Linked DNA regions of Homo sapiens: region 2 is linked to region 1. A link is a contact called in ENCODE Hi-C or POLR2A ChIA-PET data. All regions are on one chromosome and are shown on one strand. Each heading gives the region's core, a stretch centred on a gene start or an enhancer-like site at or near the end of the contact. The rest is flanking DNA. Distances are from core to core; before and after follow the strand shown. Region 1 holds the start of BCL2L14 (BCL2 like 14). Region 2 holds the start of LINC01252 (long intergenic non-protein coding RNA 1252).

Evidence for each region. Hi-C counts contacts between places; a loop is a spot of excess contacts on that map. ChIA-PET counts read pairs that join two places held with the same protein, here RNA polymerase II (POLR2A). Pooled maps may share reads with other maps.
Region 2: a pooled map shows a loop between it and region 1 (3-fold over the local background). The contact joins the promoter of LINC01252 here to the promoter of BCL2L14 in region 1. A Hi-C loop is called at or near these places in 7 of 50 pooled maps. POLR2A ChIA-PET finds 5 or more read pairs at or near these places in 5 of 52 experiments (activated CD4-positive, alpha-beta T cell, activated CD4-positive, alpha-beta memory T cell, activated T-cell and 2 more).

What each region holds. Positions count from the first base shown.
Region 1 is chr12:12,069,654-12,072,201 of GRCh38, reverse strand. BCL2L14 (BCL2 like 14) reads right to left here and starts at 1,263. Exons shown (of 6, transcript NM_138723.2): 1 at 1,065-1,263. RefSeq lists an enhancer at 967-1,056 and a silencer at 2,426-2,548.
Region 2 is chr12:11,546,763-11,549,310 of GRCh38, reverse strand. LINC01252 (long intergenic non-protein coding RNA 1252) reads right to left here and starts at 1,281. Exons shown (of 8, transcript NR_033890.1): 1 at 951-1,281. All of the region lies in intron 2 of LOC124902877 (a long non-coding RNA gene), which reads left to right.

The DNA.
Region 1 (2,548 bases), core at 14-2,513:
AACTGCAGCAAGCACCTCGTGTTTCCACACACAGAGGCGGCCACCACCCAGTGCCCCAGTTACGCTGGACACCTGGTTCGCTGTGCCTCTGCCTGTCCCAGCGGTGAGGGGTGTGGAGAATCCCTTGGTGGCTGTCCCAGCAGAAGAGCTGACTTCATGTGCTCAGGACACACAGTTGAGGCCTGAGTGGATCTCGTGGGCACTGACACTCATCCCCACGGAGCCTCCCACAGCACATCCTAAGCTCAGCTTGGTTCTGTTGTCCGGAGCCTCCCCTTCTGCCCCTCTCCTCTCCCCCTCACTTCAGACCTCTCAGGCTCTTCGTGCCTTCTGCCTGGACTGTTCTTTAATACTAAAGGTGAAATGAGGAATGAGAGAAAGTGCCTTAACTTCCCACAATAGAAGCTGAATGCTAGACAGAGCCTCAGGTCATATTCACCAAACAGAAGGTCCGAGGCTCTGATTGTGGAAAGAAGGGGACAGGGAGCTCAGGGAGGAGGGAGCTTTCTAGAGGGGAGAGAGGAGAGAGAAGGGTCTTCCATTTACCTGTGCCTTAGACTCAAGGAATTCTCTGGGGGTCTAGACCTCCTGCGGATGAGTGCCCAAGTTCCCACGAGGTACTCAGGACTCTGATCTCAAACCAGGAATTCCCATGCTGGCTTCAGTCCCTGAATCCTCGTGGTCTCCAGCTTGGGCAGTGGTGTCCCTGGCCACGGAATGGCTGTCATGTCATTGCATACCTCCCCAGATACATAAGCAGAGAAGACTGAGTAACGTCACATACCTCAACCAGTAATGTGTTCTTAACTGAATGTCCCAAACCCTTTGTAGCAAAAGAGAAATGAAAGAGAAACCTAAATAACCTTTCTTCGTCTTTCCTGGAAACCCCGCTAAACTAGATTCTCAATGTCATTTTGTGTCCTGAGACTTACATGATAAGAACTTTGTAATAAACCCAGTAAAGAGCTCCCTGAATTAGACTGCCTCATTTGGCAAACAGCTAAAGACCAGGCTGTGTCCTCCTGCAAAGGCTGAGGATGAAGACTGGTGCCTCCTGGTGTTACCTGGTCTGGAAGCTGTCTGTGATTTCTTCTGCTTCAGGTCAGGTGGCAGTAAGGATATTTCTATACCTGAGTCTCTCTCCACGAAACTTAAGAGGAAACTTTCAACAGGTCTTCTTGGCTTGTCGTTTGGAAAGACTCAGGTAGTTTAGAGCCCCAGGCTCTAAACTTTCTTCAGGTTTAGGACTCAGCCTGAAAAGAGGCTTAAAGAAGGAGAACCACTTCCTTATTACGCCCTGCCCCTGGCTTTTTAATTGAAGGAGGGGCTGATCTTTGCCCGTGTAATTTGACTCTAAAAGGAATTCTATATCCATTACCTAGCACTCTTCCTGCCCTTTGGGATAACTAGGTGGGTGTTCTGATACTTCTTTACTATCCTTATCAGTTGTTAGTTAAACAAATGTTTACTGACCGCCTAACATGGTACAGGTACTGTACACATATTTAATCTTTTTTTTTTTTTTGAGACAGAGTTTCACTCTGTTGCCCAGGCTGGAGTGCAGTGGTGCGATCTTGGCGCACTGCAACCTCCGCCTCCTGGGTTCAAGCGATTCTCATATCTCAGCCTCCTGAGTTTCTGGGATTACAGGCTTGCACCAGCACGCCTGGCTAATTTTTGTATTTTTAGTAGAGACAGGGGTTTCACCATGTTGGTCTCGAACTCCTGGCCTCAGGTGGTCTGCCCTCCTCGGCCTCCCAAAGTGCTGGGATTACAGGCGTAAGCCACTGCGCCCGGCCAACATATTTAATCTTAACAACATTGAGAGGCAGGCGTTACGATTCCCATTGCACAGATGAGGAAACTGAGGCTCAGAGAGGTGAAGTATCTTGCTACGGATCCCTATCAGTTGAGCTGAGATCCAAATCGTGCTCTTTCTGGCTTTACACTCTATCATGTCACCTCTCCTATGTGACTCAAAGATTGTGTTCAAGTGGAACCACTGGAAAAGTGTTCAAAAAGGAATCTAAGCACAGCCATAGTAAAAACCACAAAAACCCACTGAAAGGCCAAATGTCATAACTTTAGAGATGGAATTCCCTATTATATGAAATAGGAAACAGTTACATCTGATTTTATGCTCTTTCCAGAGTCTTAAGTGAAATAGATATATATGGCCATGCTTGAGATCATAAACCCTGGACCGCTGGTCAAACTGTGACGATGAAGGAAGTGTGAATAGTGAAAGGGGAATTAATGCTATTTTCGTAAAAGTGGGGAAGAATGGGTCATTTAAATATTAGGCAAACAGATCCACAAGAGACAAACAGATGGTAGTTATGGGAAAGTTAGATATTTAGTAACTCGAGGTGAATTTTCACCAGCAAACTAATATTTTTTGCACCAGTGAGGTCAATGTAGAGGGTATTAAAGAAATACTAAGAATGATTTTTCTCTTTTTATAAAAACTTGCCACCTTTTTTTTTTTTTTTTTGAGACGGAGTCTTGCTCTGTCGCCCAGGCTGGAGTGCAGTGGTGCGATCTTGGC
Region 2 (2,548 bases), core at 32-2,531, 520 kb after region 1:
AGGGGACTATACAAGGGCGTGCATTCTGAGAGGTGTGGTTCATTGGAGAAATCAAAGTAACAGTGTGCAGTGAGATTTATTAGATCATTTCATGTATCATAATAAAAGACATTGAATTTCTGATGAAGGATTTCGAATGTGGTAAAATAATTCAGTGGGAACCCAACGCAGTACCTTGAAAGAGAGTTACCTTGGGTCAAGTACAATAATTGGCACTCAGACCTGACACTTCCTTTTCAATAGACTAAATTCACCATGCAGCAATTATTGGAGCTAACAAAGTGTAATCTGTATTGGAAGAGAGTTATTGAAACCAGTATTTAAAAACATTATAGCAGAACTCTTCAAATAAATTCTTATATTAACACAGAAACAAGTATGGCAGAATACTCACGGTTATTTTATTTAAAGTTGGGTTTTTCGAGTACCCTCTATTTTCATGTATTTTGGGAAATTTTAGTAATGAAAGCAAATAGTGAAACAGAATTAAATATCCATTTTATAAAATACGACAAACAAGAGGAGAGCGGCTCTGAATTCCACCCCTGTGGAATTCAGGACTGCCATAGAGCGTATTTTCAAAACTGTTGATTTTGACAAGGCTGACTAGGAGATGCCCTAGAAGCCCCAGGTATGTGTTTCAGTATGATTCTGGCAACGCTGACTTAAAGCACTAAGTAGAATCAGTAGCCTACAGTGGATACTGCCCCATAAGGAGTGACGGGGGAAACGTTGCTGATTAAATAAATGGTCTTTTGAATTGGGCTGATGGTAGATGCTATAACTGAAGTTGCAAACCACACTGGGTTCGTTTGCTAGGGCTGCTGTAATAAATGACCACAAGCTGGGTATCTTAAAACAGCAGAAAGTTACTCTCTCACAGTTCCGGAGGCCAGAGGTCTGAGATCCGGGTGCTGGTGTGTCCGGAATCGGTGGGTTCTTGGTCTCACCGACTTCAAGAATGAAGCCGCGGACCCTCGCGTGAGTGTTACAGTTCTTAAAGGCGGCGTGTCCGGAGTTTGTTCCTTCTGATGTTCAGATGTGTTTGGAGTTTCTTCCTTCTGGTGGGTTCGTGGTCTCGCTGGCTTCAGGAGTGAAGCTGCAGACCTTCGCGGTGAGTGTTACAGCTCATAAAGGCAGTGTGAACCCAAAGAGTGAGCAGTAGCAAGAGTTATTGCAAAGAGCGAAAGGACAAAGCCTCCACAGTGTGGAAGGGGACCCGAGCGCGTTGCCACTGCTGGCTCGGGCAGCCTGCTTATATTCTCTTATCTGGCCCAACCCACATCCTGCTGATTGGTAGAGCCAATGGTCTGTTTTGACAGGGCGCTGATTGGTGCGTTTACAATCCCTGAGCTAGACACAAAGGTTCTCCACGTCCCCACCAAACTAGCTAGATACCGAGTGTCCACACAAAGGTTCTCCAAGTCCCCACCAGAGTAGCAAGATACAGAGTGTCCATTGGTGCATTCACAAACCCTGAGCTAGACACAGGGTGCTGATTGGTGTGTTTACAAACCTTGAGCTAGATACAGAGTGCCCATTGGTGTATTTACAATCCCTGAGCTACACATAAAGGTTCTCCACGTCCCCACCAGACTCAGGAGCCCAGCTGGCTTCACCCAGTGGATCCCCCACCGGGGCTGCAGGTGGAGCTGCCTGCCAGTGCGGTGCCGTGTGCCTGCACTCCTCAGCCCTTGGGTGGTCGATGGGACTGGGCTCCGCGGAGCAGGGGGTGGCGCTTGTCGGGGAGACTCCGGCTGCACAGGAGCCCACGGAGGTGGGGGAGGCTCAGGCATGGCGGGCTGCAGGTCCCGAGCCCTGCCCCGCGGGAAGGCAGCTAAAGCCTGGCGAGAAATTGAGCACAGCAGCTGCTGGCCCAGGTGATAAGCCCTTCACTGCTCGGGCTGGTGGGGCCGGCCTGCCGCTCCGAGTGCTGGGTCCGCCGAGCCCACGCCCACCCGGAACTCGCGCTGGCCCGGAAGCACCGCGCGCAGCCCCTGTTCCCGCCCGCGCCTCTCCCTCCACACCTCCCTGCAAGCTGAGGGAGCCGGCTCCGGCCTTGGCCAGCCCAGCAAGGGGCTCCCACAGTGCAGCGGTGGGCTAAAGGGCTCCTCAAGTGCCGCCAAAGTGGGAGCCCAGGCAGAGGAGGCGCCGAGAGCGAGCAGGGCTGTGAGGACTGCCAGCACGCTGTCACCTCTCACTGGCAGGGTTAGGTTTTTCTGGGGGCTGTGAGAGAGAAACCAGTCTGTGCGTCTCTTTGGCATTCCTGGGCATCCCTCCAGGCTCCGCCTGTGCTGTCACACTGAGTTCCCCCTGTGTGTCTGCTTTCTCCTCTTATAAGTGATATAGGAGTTAAGAAGAAATTATTTAGGCAGATAGTGAGGGTAAGGAAGTCCTCAGTAAGGTTTTCCTTTTAATGAAAAGCAGCCCTCAAATCGTTTTCTTTTCTTACAATGAGCAGCCTGTAAAATCAAGCTGCAGACATAGACAAGCAAGCTAGAAGCTTGCACGGGTGAATGCCAGCAGCTGTGCCAATAGGAAAAGGCCA